2 separate regions of the Homo sapiens genome follow, and region 1 is linked to region 2. The links are chromatin loops, found by intact Hi-C in ENCODE. Cell type or tissue: PC-3. All regions are shown on one strand.

Region 1 (8,000 bases), 59 kb after region 2:
TTCTGGACTAGTAAATTCTTGTTAATGCAGTCTTAGTTTTTAATCCTAGTAAATCGTGTGACTGTATATGATTTCAGTTCTCACAGGGAAATTCTTTGTCTAAGTTAGTAACATAAAGTGGTTAGAATCATGCCTGGCACATAATAGGCACTCAATAAATATTTATTGTTGTTGTTCTGTAGTTGTTGTTGCTAACACTCTAGTGGAAAGTTCCTGTCAGGCACACAATAAGTATTTGCTAATTAACTATTAACAGTTGGAAGGACAGAAGACGGAGCTAAATCAAATGTGTAAGATAGAGCACCTCAATGGAAGGGTCCTGCTGTCTCCTTATGGGTTCTGACATGGAGTTATTTGGGCAGGGGTATCAGAAAGAGTGTCGGAGAAATTATCTGCCACAGCGAGCCGAGTGGATTAAATAAGGAATCTTCAAAGCTTTCCCCTCATCAGGCATCTTTGTGCTGTGGACCATGATGGGACCCCCAAGATGGAATCAAAAGTTAAAAACATAAAAAGGCAAAACTGTTGAACTCTCCAATAGGAGACTATATGCGGGATGACTTGTTCCTTCAATACACCTGCAACAAAGCAAACAAGTTTCCACAGTCTCATTAAAACTGCAGTGGAGAGTCTGCAAGTTTTCTATTAAGCAAGGATGGTGAATGGAAATTGATTTTGCACTAATAATGTAAGGTGTGTAAAATGCTATACATAAGGTCAAAGTATAATTTTTATAGTTGAAAACATGACTCTCATACAAACATAAAATGAACACCTGTCAAAGATTTATTAACTCATTAATGAGGGAGGCAGTATGAAAAATCTACTTCAGATAGCATTTTGAGGAATGGGGTATTTATAGGCATTTAAAAAGAAACGTTAGAATTATATTGCTAGATTGGATACAAAACTGATTAATGTTCCACAGGGCAGTAAAAGCCATAACCTTTGGGGTTATCTTTGCTACTGGACAGAAATTATTTGCATCTCTGCCATACAAAATCTCCAAGTTAACACATAACTTCACAGAGCTTGAGCCCATAATTAATAGTAAATAGCAAAATCAAGCAAAGGTACATCCCCCAATATAATTAATTACCCTTAGGTGGCCTCGTTAGACAATGCCCTTGTAAGACATTGAAAGGACATGCCTTATTTACAAGCTTTGGAGAATTTTTCTTAACAATATTCTCATTTTAATTTGTGTAATTTACAGATGCTTTCATAGATTCTCTCAATCCTGATCCCCAACTCTATAGTGCCCATAAAGTCATGGTTTTTGGCTCCTCCAAATTCTATTATGGAGGAGAAGTGGGTTTTTTGTTTGTTTGTTTGTTTGTTTTGGTCCATGTTTTGTTATTTCCCAGGAATGTCACCCTCATGATAGAAAAGGATCATGGCACTTGTGTTTCCCTCCTTCCCCGGACTGCAGGCTTCTCAAGGATATGACCAGGTCAGTTCAAAAACTTCAACATTTCCTTCCTCAGCTACAAATTTCTACCATCTAGAGATGTTTGATACATACTGGGAACACAATAATGATACCTAGATAAAGGAATGAATGTAACTAAAGGAAAAAATGTTATTGTTAATCAGGAAACAGTTATGAGGTAATATAACAGTTTAACACACAGGTCCAGCCATGAAACAGTTACACAGGAAAGCTACAGTTCAGCTGGCTGAACCTGGCTGAGCCCCAGAGCTGCAGGAGGACACGGTTCTTTTAGGACAAATCAGCCTATAAGGAATGGGCTTTAGGGTAAGGCAAAGATTGCTACAATCAGCATTTAGCCCAGAAGATACTTTCTTCTGCTACCTCAAACAACTGAGATCTGTAAAATCCCAACCACCACACTTAGGGAAGGATCCTAAAAGAGAGCTGCAATGGAGAACTGATTCTCCTGGGGTTTTATTTTTGTTTTTCTGTCATAAAAGAATTTGCTCTATAAAGAACAAAAACTGTAATAGAATCTGTGTGTATGTTATACTATTTCAAGGTTTATTTAAGAATTTGAGGTGGATTAAAGTAAAAGATAATCCCCAAAAAGGTATTTTTAATAGAAATAAGTGGTGTCAAAAAGTGAAGAAGATGTGGTCCTGTACTGGAAACCTAGCACTAAGCATCCTGGTAGCCAAAGCTAGAAGGAAAATTTTACAACTTACCCAAACCTTATTTTCTAATAAGGAAACATACCAGAAGAGAGAAATGTTTCACTAGCACTGAATTATATGAAGAATTTATTTTACAAACCCTTATATAAGGACACTAGATAGGTCAAAGCCTTTAACACGGGTGTTACAAAACTTGAATTTATGCTCTTTATATTTCTGTATTTTTAATTGCTTACTAAAAGCTAAGGCCATAATATTATATCATATAACACAATGTCCTGATATGTAGCATTTGGGTGGCCTAACCAGATATAAGGGGATAGCTTAGAGATTCTGCAGACAAGTTAGCAGATCTTTTGGTTTATCCACTTCAGACATCAATTACTTGATCTGCACTTTGACCAAGGTGGCCAATTCAAGACTGAGATGTGTTTATATCTCAGTACTCTATGCATTCTCTGTGTCCAACATGGTGACTGACACATAATAGGTGCCCAATAACTACTTGACAAACAGCACTAGTGAGTGTTAAACAGCGCTTTGTAATGGAGAGTGGCTAGAAAGCTGTGCAGCAGCAAAGGTGGGCTTGAAGAAAAGGACTCCTATTCTAATCTGGATAGGAGTGTCACTTTTTCTCTGCCTGTGTTAGTGTATCTAACACTTCTCTTCTGGCTCAGACTCATAAAATGATACCTTTATCCATAATTTTAGCAAAATATGGAAGCTAACTGTTCAAAACCTGCATATAGTTTATTCCTTATTAGGAGCTTAGTTCTTGTCAACAAACCCTTTGCCATTCTTCTGGTAAGTAGTGAAAGGACTTTTTCTTTGACTATACCTGGGAGTTCAATGGATGTCCCTACAGTATTCTGGCACCCTTACTGGTGGAATGGGTAACAAGGGCTTATAGCATTAGGATCCTTATTCAGGAAACTCTGATAATACCAAGGTCCAGGTGATGTCAGTCACCGAGTTCATAAAATGATTGGTTGGACAATCAAAACAGCTAGCTATCCTGGGAGTTCCTTGTGCTTTCCCTAATCCAATTCATCTTGTACATGCATGCAGACTGAGTTTCTGAAATATCACTTTGATCATTTTGGTCAAAAACATTCCACATGGGGATATTAAAGACAAATAAAACAAGAGAGTTGGAAACAGGAGGGCAGTGAGGAGGACATCCTTCAGGGACCACCTACCGTTACTGCCTATGGCAAGGCTAAACAGCCAGTAAACTTCTGGACCACAGATGGATCAGAACACAGGCCAAACCCTTTGGGACAGGAAATCGCGGTTCTGAAAAACACACTCTGGTGTGCATCCTCCTGCTCTACCTTTTTCTCAAACATTCTGGAGAGGCAAAAAAGGCAGAGTCTTCCTGGGAGTGTATCAGTGCGATGAACACACCAATGGCAAAAATGCCATTTGTAGAGCAATTTATAGTATCGGATATAATTACCACTTCATTCTCACAACAACCCACCTTGTAGACATTAAGACACTGATCTAAAGCAATGTGTCCCAAACTGTCCCTGCTGATGGACCACTTTATTTTTCTGTTTCCACACTAGCCTAAGAAGTGCACTAGAAAGCCCCTTAGACAAATTCCCTCTCTTTCTCTTTCTCTCTCTCTCTCACCTTTCTCTCTCAGCATTCTGAGACAAGCCATTCATACAAGAAACATAAAATGCCTAATTATTTTTTCAGAGGGGTATAAGAATATACAGCAGTGCCCCCTTATCCGTGGTTTCACTCACTGAGGTTTCAGCTACTCATGATAAAGTGCCATGAGTCCAAATATATTATATGCAAAATTCCAGAAATAAGCAATTCATACGTTTTAAATTGCATGCCATTCTGAGTAGCATGATGAAATCTTACACCATTCTACTCTGCCCCAACCTGGACATGAAGCATCCCTTTCTCCAGTGTGTCCACACTGTATATGCCACCCGCCTTCATAGCTGAGTCACTCAGTAGCTGGCTCAGTTATCAGACTGACAGATCACAAAAGAAGGCAAGGATAGTACAATAATATATTTGAGATAGACCACATTCACGTAATATTTATTATAGTATATTGTTATAATTTTTCTACTTTATTACTAGTTGTTGTTAATCTCTTACTGTGCCTAATGTATAAATTAAACTTTATCAAAGTATGTATAGGAAACAACATAGTACATATAGGATTCAGTACTATTTGCAGTTTCAGGCATCCACTGGGAGTCTTGGAATGTATCCTCTATGGATGCAGGGGGACTACTGTATCAATAAATCACATGGGATTGTGACATAAAGGCAGCTTGTGTATCATGTGTTTCATTGAGTTTATATATATAAATATATATAAGTTCCTATATATTTATATATATTTACATAAACATATAAAATATATAGTCCATAATATATATTACATATTAGTATATATAAATATAGATATAAATATATATTCCATAAGTATATGTCATATATATTTATATATAAATAAATTTATTAATGTATATATATGTATATGTATGATTAAAGAAAGGCCAGTCCTCGGCACACAGGTGATTTGGTTTCTAGGAATATATTAACAGTTTATTCTGATTACCACTCTACTGATCATCGTAGAGATTGTGAACTTATTTAAAAGCATTACCCACTTAGGTCCAAGGCAATTTCCAAACGAAAGCACCCCTCCATTCCAAACAGAACTCCGGTGCCTCCTCCTGCTTTGAGTCTGAGATACCATGGCCCTTTTCAATTTTATGCCATGAGCAGAAAAGTTCTTATGTTCCCATCCATTCCAAAGGTCATCCAAGCCATTCAGCATGTTTTCCTTCAGCAGGTGGAAGAGGCAGGGTGTGCCTCCTAACGCAATGGTTACTTCTATCCCACATTTGAACAGTTCTCCTCTTTTCACCAAAGCTGTTTTCTCATTGTCCTGGGCTAGTTTATATTTATGATATCTGAATAATGGAATGTGAATAGGAGAGATACATGTTTCACCTCCTGACTGGCACCATAAACCTCTCTATGCCTAGTCATTCATATCATTCTCCTCCTCCAGCAGCCTCAGAAGCCATGTGTTGAAGATGAAGGAACCACAAACTAGAGAACCCAAAACCCCTGAATCTGTGGGTTTTGGCCACATTCACGTGGGATTGGGCCATTGAGATTTGGGGGTTTGTCTGTAATAGTGGTTAATGCTACCTTTGTCTGGTATAGCAGCTGATGGTACCTTAACTAATATGCCTTCATAATCAAGGGTAGTAGTTATTTTCCCCATCATTGTGCAAGGTTGGCCAGTTATTTGGAACTCCTTTATAAATCAGTTCTTGTCATGATCCACTCAATGGGTCTGCTCTGTATCTATTCGCTCATTTAAAAAATTATAAATTGAGCACCTACTATGTGTCTTCACTGGGCACAAGTATGATATCTAAAGGTCCCTTAAACTGAGACCCAAGAGGGACAATTCTTCAAATTTGGTTCTATGGTAACTAGGTTATATCTATAATTATTAAAAAGAATACACCTGTTGACTCTCTAATGCCTGCCCCATTCCTCCTCACTACCCCACCTGCCTCCACCCTTACATCCCTATGTGCCAAAGTGGAGATGCAGCTTCAGGCTGCATGATTTGGAAGACAGAAAAAAAGTTCCCTGGGAGGTTGTCTTGCTCACTGTCAATTCAGATTCACAATTTACAGGGACTTTGATCAGGGAAGAAGCCATTTCCATTGTGCTCATGACAACAGAAACACAAGGAATGGAAATGGTTTGTCTTTGTAAAATTAAGAGATTTAGATTCCTTTTTAATGTGATACACCATGTAACTCCCTCTTCTGGGTCCTCAAGAGACACTCGCTAAACCTCAGGATTACTTTTTAAGGTTCTTTGAAGTCTGGTTTGTTTCTCATTCATGCATCTCAGCACTGAGACAGGCCTTAAGGGAGGAGCAAAGGGGCCCAGATTCTTATAATACATCTGAATATGTTCTCATAATAAATATAGAATTGACATGTGCACCTTATTCAAGATTTAACCCACAAAGAGGCCTGTTCCACCTCTGTCATGTTTCATCACGCATTTGCCTCCTAGCTGGATATTTTGCAGTCTTTGCAGAAAGTTTAACTGTTTAAACCTTCTTCCCGAGCTGAGGCAGCTCCCTGGCATACTATCACATTTGTTTACTTGAAATGGAAAGTTGGGATTTGCAAGCCTATTTTGATTTGATTTTTTATAAGTAAAAAATTAAACTTAGATGAACATAACCCAGTATATTTTATTCTTTCCTGCTCCTCACATCCAACCTGTGGTCCCGTTTCTCCAAGGAAAGATTCTTTTATTGTCCCCATTGTCCCACCCATACTACTCCCTTCTTCACTGTTTATAAAAACACTGCTGGGAAATTAAAACAAGAAATGCTTTTTTCCTAAAAAACTAAAGTATATCTGAGCTTAGGCAAACGATGCTGTTTTAAATGATATTGGAAACTCAGAACCTAGTAGAATGTTTTGCAGGCACTGTGTGAATGGTTAATTATGATGATGGAAAAGACAGAGAAACCCACCTACTCATCAGAAAAAAAAGCAAAGAAGGAAAGCCTTCTGTTTACAGACTGCAGACACAGCTCAGGGACTAATGCTCGCTCTGAATATGGATTTCAGGAAACTTCAAATCACCCTTCATCTGCAGGATTTAAGCCCCCAAGTCCAGGACATCTATTTTTCACATTTGATTTGGGTTGGGACCTGGGGCTGAAATCAGATATCATTACCCCTTCTCCCCACTACACTCCCCTGCGCCTCTGTAACTCTGTTATTTCTCCTATTAATATCTCATCAACATCGGGCAGGTGCTTCCTGTAGGGAGGTTCTTCATTAACAAGTTGTCAGTGGGACAAAGAGTCAGATTCCCACTGCTGAAAGAAATTGGCATGAGACCCGGCAGGAGGAGGCAGAAGAGCAGACTGCGAAATGATTACACTTTCTGTCGGGTCTGTCTTCCTATCAGACTTTAATTTGGACTCACCTATCTGACTTCCGAAAACTTTCCTGTAACTTCCTCCTTAAGCAAACATTTGCTCTCAAATTAAATCTATTTTTATGCTCAATGTAATATCTGAATCAGCAGTTTTTAAATACTCAATATATCTTTAAATGCCAACAGACAACAAGTATAGCAGGTGTTTAATTGTGGTTTAAAGATCCACATTGTTCACATTTTACAATCACAATTAAAATTAAGCAATAACACCAAAGGAGTTCCGGTATACAGCAATAATACTTACCCGTATAGTGAAATTGATAAGGATCCAGATATAATGATGCCCATTGTAGTAACCCTGTGGTGACTGATTGCTATTCTGCTGTTAGCAAACAACCAAGAAATACTTTATTTTTTCAGAATTATCAATTTGTTTCTAGGGTATGTGAACAATGGAAACCTTAAGGGAGAATGCAATAGTTAGTGAGGTATTAAAACAGTTATATAACTAATAAAAACACTAAATCAACTTAGATATGCAGCAGTGTGTCATTTCCATTTTAATAAAAAAGTACATTATTCTCTTCCCGAAATTACAAAATTTTATATTTTTTAACTCCGTGCCAACATATTTGGAAAGTAAAAAAGTCATAAATCTATGGTTTCTGGAATTGTCATTTATGTGATTCTCTAGTCCTTAAAAAAGATACAATAAAAACAGGCATTTTCATAAAACAATCGATTTGAAAAATTATTTGCATTCGTTGCTTGCCATTTTTTTCTTTGGGAGGGTGGAAGAGGGAGCACAGGGACTTATAACTAAAACAATTTGATTTTCATAGCATCCCTGTATGCTGAGCATTAAGATCGCTAGATGTGCCTGCTCAGAAACGAGGTGAGCTGGGACACTT
Region 2 (8,000 bases):
TACAGAGTTGCCCTCTGACCTTAATTCAGATGATCCTAGGACACCACCAAAGAGAATTTTTTTTCCTGAAGCAAAATGAAAATCTCAGAAAATTTTAACTGATAATGTGTTTGTATTAGAATTCCTAGTCTGAAAGAGGTTGCTCCAAAGAAAGTTGAGATTAATAAAAGTATGCATAGAATAAGAGACATAAGTAAAAACAGGCCTCTTTCTGAAGGGATTAGGTTTGATGCTTTTCAAGTTTTACAGCAAGAATGACAAGCCTGGTATGAATTAGAAGGACTCAGGCTTAATATTTACTGTGGGATAACGGGAGTGGTGTTAGGATGTAAACATGTCCGAAAAGTTAGCACAAGAGCTTGGGGAAAACTCTGCCTTCAAAAACATGCCAAAGTTGCTTCTAAAAGTTAAGCTCAAGTCAATGGCTGGAGCTGTTACAACCTGGAAGGACAGTGTTGAGAAGCCCTGCTCATTTGGTTTGGTTTGAACAAAAATTGAGCCTTTCATTTAGAAAGAAAAAGAGAATCACCAAAAGTGACAGTCCTTGTGAAAGGAAAAGAGTAGATTCCAGGCTCCTGAATGATGTGAGAAGTAGCCACACAGCTGCCTCTTTTAGCAAAGAATTCATGACACCTTCCAATGGTTTATTTATACATAAAGTGTGCGTGAAGAACAGAAAGGTAGCTCCATGCAGTGGTTGGAAATGAGGCCCTGGAACAAATCCTGGATTTGAATTCTAACTGCTGTTTACTAACTGTATGACCTTGGGTAAAATTATTTTGTCATGTCTCCTCTAAGATTTAGTATCCTCATCTGTAAACGTATATAAAAACTTAACATAGTGTATAATTCATTAAAAATAGACTCTAAATTCTCATTTTTATCATTATGTTTATTTTCTTACAGTTTCTATTAGTTTCATTTCATAATCCATGCATAAGATATAAAATAACAAAAATCACCCATAATCCTGCCATCTAGAAAACCATTTTTGTTGATATTTTAGTATATTTCATTTAGTCTTTCTACAATGCATTTTCTCTATCTGAGATCTCACGAAGGATATACCTTTGCATGCTATATATTTCCCTTCTGATCATAGGATCAGTATTTTCCATGTAACTAAAAATCCTTGATGAGTATTCCTTTGGATGGTTGCATAGCCTCCCACTGTACACTTATGTAACTCTCTTAACTATAACACAAAAATCTCTCTGGGGAAAAAAGTAAGTTTGTGTTCTTTTCTTTGGGAGAGAAGAAGCTAGGAGGCACCTGCATTGCAGGGGTTGTTTGTGCTGTCTACATACTTAAGAAGTGATAGGAGTAAGGGATTTGAGGCATAAGGGCATTAAAATATAGCCCTAGATCTGTCCACACAAGGAACATGGTCTTAGCTACTAGTCCAGTTTTCCAGATTTCCAAGCATGAATTTCTACATAATTTCCTCAAGAAATCACAAACCTCTGACTTTCACAAGGAAATGATTTCAATTTTCTGATTTCCACTTAAGTATCTCCTGTTACTTCTTACTTCTGAAAAGGCTTTTTTAAGAAAATATAAGAAAGCACGGTTGTTGTGGTTAAAAATCGCCTTCCTGCCCGTCACAAATAAAGCTATTTTCTTCTCTTTCTTAAGTGTTCCGAGAAATCAGCAGGTAAATAGGGAAGATATTTATTAATAAATATATGGATGTTCTGCAATTGCCAGACATACATGAACGAAGCTGGGAGTTAACATATATCTATTTCTGCTCACACAATGCAATCATTAGTTGGGCTGGCTTTTGTTGAACAATTTTAAAGCCTTGATTTGTCCATGTTTGTTTTAGACATCCTTGCCTAAACATCTAATGCTCCGTAGAAGTGCTTCCTACGTTTGTTATTAAAGCTTCTTACACTCTGGTTTGGGGTATGTCTCCTTCCACAGGCCACCAAGACCAAACAGAAAATGCCTTGAAATGCAAACAGTCCCTGAATTATTATACCTATTACTTTTTATTAGTAGTAAAAACAAAAAAGAAGCAAGAAACAGTTCTATTTATGCAGAGCAGTTAGAACATAAATAATAATAAAATGCTAAAACTATAAAACTACTTACATGATATTAATTTAATTCTTATAAAAAGTAGGTTTAGGTATTGCCTCCATGTTAGCAAATGTGGTACATTTTGCTTTCATCCAATATTTATAACCAAAAACATTTTGGTTTAGGAAATAAAGTAGAGATAAAAAATTAGTCTTTGAATATTGGGCTTTGACTAGTCCCCTGCTGCCCTTTATTGTATGTTTCAGTAAAATACAGTACATCTTGCTGTTTTATTTCATTGTTTGTGGCCCATGCAAAATCCTATTGTCCAGCTGCCCAGCATAAATGAACAACAAATCAGAAGAACCAGAGAGACACTTTAACTGATTAAACTGGGTCTGGAATTTTCCTTTTACTGCTAAATTATCATCTTATTGCAATTATTTTTACACATTTTGATTATTTTTACATATTGTGATTATTTCTGCAAAATTCTAGGGGAGATGCTAGTCAGAGGGCCAAGGCTATAGTACTCCATCTTAAAATCCTAAGCCCAATAAAGAGTCCAGCTTTCATATTCTAAAGTTGTGTTTTTCTCTCTCTAAAATTATTTAAATCAGCTGATTAATGGAGCTTGAGTAACTAGGCCTTTTAAAAAAAATTTTACTCAGGGCTCATCACTTTACTTTTTTCGTAAAAGTTCTTTGAGCTGAGGAATTCTGTCATAAGTAAAGTAACATTTCATTTTGTCACAAAACAAAATAGAATAATGACATAATTCAGCCAGGCGCTGTGGCTCACGCCTGTAATCCCAGCACTTTGGGTAAGTGGATCACCTGAGGTCAGGAATTCAAAACCAGCCTGGCCAACATGGTGAAACCCTATCTCTACTGAAAATACAAAAATTAGCCAGGTGTGGTGGCACACACCTGTATTCTCAGCTACTTGGGAGGCTGAGGCAGAAGAGTCACTTGAACCTGGGAGGCAGAGGTTGCAGTTAACCAAGATCACACCATTGCACTCCAGCCTGGGTGACAGAGAGAGACTCTGTCTCAGAAAAAAAAAAAAAGAAAAAAGAAAAGAAAGAAAAAAAAAGAAAAGAAAAAAGAAGAAGAGAAAATACCCTTGCTACAATTAAGAATCTCCTTCAGAGGTACCTGATAAAGCAGACTATATGACTTTTGAAAATTAAGAAAATATAATGTTTCAATGAAAATCATAGATATTTCTTTATCTTTATCATAGATATTCTTTATCAAGGCCAGGTGTATACAGACAAAACAGAAAACCAGAGCCACCATGTATGGATGCACAAGTTGTACACTGCACAACTCCAGGGGAAGCCATTTATGGAGATAACCCTGTGAATGCTGCCTTGGTTAAATCTAATTTTGCGCCTTCTATTCAGGAATGGGTCTCCAAGTAACTTAAAACAAAATTTAGGACCAAATATTTTTACAAATGTTGCTGAGTCAACATAAATCAACAGATATGTATTAAGTCCACTGTGATGAATTTTACTGGCTACACATAAAAAAAAATAAAAATTTTGCATTAGTGGGATTGCAAAGAAAAACAGTTAAATTGCATGTAGAATTTTTAAACTATATAAGGGAACAATTTTCAAGCACTTCAGGAACATTCACTACCAACAGACAATTATTGTCCTGTCACATATGGTCATTTTCCAGATGTAATAGTGAATCTGGCCAGAGCTCCCTCTGCCTGGTTACAGTGGAGTAGCTGTTCTTTGTACTTGAAAGTAATAAAGTGACATTTCTTTTCAAATATTGTACTACTCACCTCTGTCACCAATTTAGACTCACCTTTTTTTTTTTTACCTCACATCAGAATTAATAAGGTTTAAGTGCATCTGGAGGAGGGACCCACATATTTACAGCTTCATTTCAATGTATAATAGAAGAAGATAAATTCAGACAGCAAACCAATTCCAATGGCAAGTTTTTACTTACAAGTGCCATCTCTACTGAGTTTATCAGAGTCTCTTCTTATTTAAAAAAAAAAATTGTCACCTGCTAGATTTAGGCATATATTAAAGACATCTAAATGATTAAACTGCAAGTGATCTACATATGTTAGTATATGGTGGAGAAGGACTTCTGATTCTACTCTTTAGCTACTTTTGTTTCCTTGGACCTAATAACCTTGCCTTGACTATGCCTGATGACAACTGCTCAATCATATATTAGGATCAACTTAAGATGTATTTTGTAAGGGCAAAGCAACTCTGTTTACCGTGATCGCGCAGGTCAAAATCTTTCTTTATATATCCTTACCAGTGAGCACACACTTGCACAGAAAAAGCCAGGAAAATTCAATCCCCAACTTGTGTACACACAAACAGGCATTCAGATATTTGATCTGAGCTTGTGTTGAAAGTAAGAATTCCTCTGCAGAAAAAGCACCCCCACCCCCACCATTGGCATATTTGTGACATGGGAAATTGCTGGAATTCTCAGATTGCTAAGGTGCAGGCAAATGATTAACACGTCTCCATAAATCACTGCAGATTTAGGATTTAAATACATACGAAAATGGCAGGGACTCTTGGGTCTTCTATTTATAAATGCAGTCATTCTTTTCTTTCCTTCTTTTGCTTCTTCCCAAACCCCTCCCCTTTGGATCAAAGAGAGAATTCCAAGCAGACTGAAAAACAATGGTAAATGTTTGCATTGCTGAAATTCACGCTGGTGCCATAAGTGGATTTAAGGCGGACTGGGCTCTATAAACAAAATAAAAAGATGGCATCCAAATGAAAACATGTAAAAAGGATACTGGGAGAAAAATGCTTCAGAGAAGCAGTCTGGTTAGTTGTAAAATGACTTTAAATTAGGCTTTAAAAAGGATTGCTAAATCTTGACACATATATGAGCAGCTTATTATCATGCAATTGTGCAGTAGTTGCTTGATCTTGTTACTGATTCGTCACATATGAATAAATGATTAATTACCAGAAAGGCTAAAACAGAGTAGAGTGAGAGTACTGAAGCTCACCCTGAAAGAGGGGCTTAAACACGTTTATTGCCCTTTAAGTGCATTTCATTAAGGCCAATTAAGGACTTTCATGTCTTATTAGAAAAATGAAGTAGATTTATGAGGTTTTCGTAGGTTGTAAATGCTGGGGCTAGCAGATACAAAACTGAGTAGAAATGTGGTAGTTAAGAGCTAAGAAAATATATACAAATGCTCCCAGAAAGCAAATATTTAATGGCAGTAAAAAGCTGGTTCAACATGAAGGTGATCTTTAAATAAAAGAAAGGGCATAATTTTTATTTCCTCTCGTCTACTCACTATAAACTTAGGGATTTGTGCATGGGAAAGGTTTCTCTCTGCAGTTCAGAAACCTACTTCAGGGTGGGAAAAAAAAAAGCTAACCCTAAAATGACCTGACAGCCACAGAGTCTTTTGTCAAAACCAAAGTATACACCAGTAAAAATGCTCTTTCAATTCTAGAGTGAGAAACACATTTTTGAAAGAGAGAAAGCTTGAAAGTAAATCCAGCACTGACATGGTTGTTAATAAACAAACAGTAAGCAAAATTCACTGGCAAGGGCCTAACTTCCCACTTTTCTGGTCCTGTCAGATGGTGTCAGAACCTTAGCCCAGCCAAATGGTTACTATACACCCTGGATTTCCTTGATTCGTTTTCAAGGAAAATTACCATGACAGGTTAGCAAGCATGTTCTGTTGCCCTTTGGGAAGGATTATCACCCCAACACCATTCTAGCCATGGGGTTTATCTATTTACTCAACATTCAGATGGCTCCTTTACTCTTTCTGTCTCACACACACACACACACACAAATACACACACTATACACCACACACACACACCATACCCACACACTACACACATACATATCATACACACATACATACACACACACCCATAAACACACACATACACACTATACACACACCACACACACACACACACACACACACACACACAAAGACTTAGATAATATTTCCTCAGGGGACTCGTGCAACTTTTTCAAATGCAGGAAAATGCATTTATGAATGCTTGGTAAAATGCACATTTTTACCTTGCACACCATTATGGAAAGCCTCAACTGTTTATCACATACCCTCTTGGATAAATAATTTAAAACCACATGAAACTTCTTCAAGAAAATAATCAGCTAAAGATGTACAGCCACAACTTTTTAAGCTCAAATCTCTCCTCCTTTAAAAAATGAATATTGGCAACTCAGTAGATTATGTCTTCTTGATTTTTAAAAAAAATACAAGAGAAGTGCTATACAGCACATGAAAGATGTCCAAAACTCACCAACAGTTTTTCAAGACACACATATTACTTTAAAATGGATGCCTTGGTTTTGCTTGTTTAAAACCTATTTACTGCCACAGAAAAGACTGAACATGGAACTTTAGCACTTCTTCAAGAGCACTGACAAATTTTTCTGCTGAGAACCTTTAAAATGGTATTACTAGAAGATCTAACAGCAGGAAATCAGATTAACTGTGCTGTTTCTGAAGAAAAGATGAAGAGGTGGTGGATGATATTTATAAAGGTGGAAGTTGTGAAACTGAAGGTAAAGTCCTACAGGCACATCTCTGTCAAAAATAACAACAAACACACAAAACAGCAAACAAAATATTAATTTCAATGTCTTTAGTGTAACACTATTTTGTTCTGTGAATTAGATTTTCCAAACAAATGATGGCCTGGACAAAGACCTAAAGCAACTAGCCATGTATCTGTTCAGACTCTGCAAAGAATTTTATTGAACTGAAATGTGATGAGCATCTGTCCTTGGTGATTTATTCCAAACAGCGGAGATGTTATAAAATGAACACATTACAACTCCTGCTATAAAAGAGAAACAAAATGATCTTTTAGTTAATATCCAATCAAACTTCAAGACACCTTATGGAGCACAAGGATTTCATGGGATCATTTTATTCCATTGCACCTTTCTCCGGAACGCTAAAATGGGATTAACTTAAGAATTTCTAAAATGCAGAGCTAAATGTGTGTATCCAGTTTTGGGTTTTTCCAGATCAACAGATGTCACTTTATTTTTATTTTTATTTTTATTTTGACAACCCAAAATGTAAGCCCGGGCTAGGGTGCTAATTACCAATAAGTTCTTATTAAAGAACCAAGAGTGCTTTTTCTGAAAGTTCAATACCAATTTGGGCCTCAGGGTCACTGAGTTACAAATAGGAGTGGAACCTTTTCAAGTTCAGGATTGGATACATTTTGTCAGGCAAAATAGACTATTTCTGGGAGAATTGCTGCCTAAAAAGAAAAAGAAAAGAAGTTGGGTTTAAAAGCCTCCCAAAACTTCTAGTATGAGAGTTTTATTCCATAAAAGAATTTTCAGATGGCTTCTGTACAGATGAATCCCAAATAGATTAATACCCATGAGATAAGCATAGGGACATTAAAATTATAAATCACACCCCAATATTTCCATAATAGCACAGTTTGAAATTGTCAGATAAATAAGACAAGTTTTATCTAATGTAGCCAATTTATTTTTAAGGAGTTCATTAAAACTAGGGAATTAAACTTTCAAGTGGTGAAAAGGTAATTTCTGTTTATACCCAACACAGAAAAAAGTCTCAAATTATTAGAGTTTAGAATAAAATGAAGTTTTCATATTAGGAAAAGAGAATAGTTTCTATTGAATCATAGAGCTAAATCTGCCAAACACAAAGAGCAGGAATGAGATAAAGAAGGATTTAGCACATTCAAGCAGAGCTGGACAATTTCAGATTCGACATGGACTCATTTCTCTCTGAATTTTCTGAGTTGGTCGTCCATAAATCTTTATTGTAATGAACAGGCTGCCAAGTCTTGCCCTTTCCTTCAGGCAGTTCAAATTCTAATGAAATCCTATCTATCTATAGATATTATTGGGCATGCTTGGCATACCTTGAACATACTGTCAGGCAGAGCTTTGTGGTGCCACTGTGGGGTAGAC

The links. Hi-C counts contacts between places; a loop is a spot of excess contacts. Peaks named below come from ENCODE experiments on the same cell type or tissue, not always from the same donor. Only the 100,000 strongest peaks of a DNase experiment are listed, where the experiment ranks them.
Region 1: it touches region 2 in a loop (2.4-fold over the local background); 1 of 110 quality-filtered maps calls a loop at or near these places.

The regions. Positions count from the first base shown.
Region 1 is chr3:17,911,558-17,919,557 of GRCh38, reverse strand. No RefSeq gene overlaps it. Among named protein-coding and RNA genes, the nearest start is that of BALR6, 47 kb to the left of the region's middle. In PC-3, no CTCF peak of the experiment used is centred here; a DNase peak (open chromatin) is centred at 4,047.
Region 2 is chr3:17,970,147-17,978,146 of GRCh38, reverse strand. All of the region lies in intron 1 of BALR6 (B-cell acute lymphoblastic leukemia associated long RNA 6), which reads right to left. Among named protein-coding and RNA genes, the nearest start is that of BALR6, 12 kb to the right of the region's middle. In PC-3, a CTCF peak has its summit at 3,739; no DNase peak of the experiment used is centred here.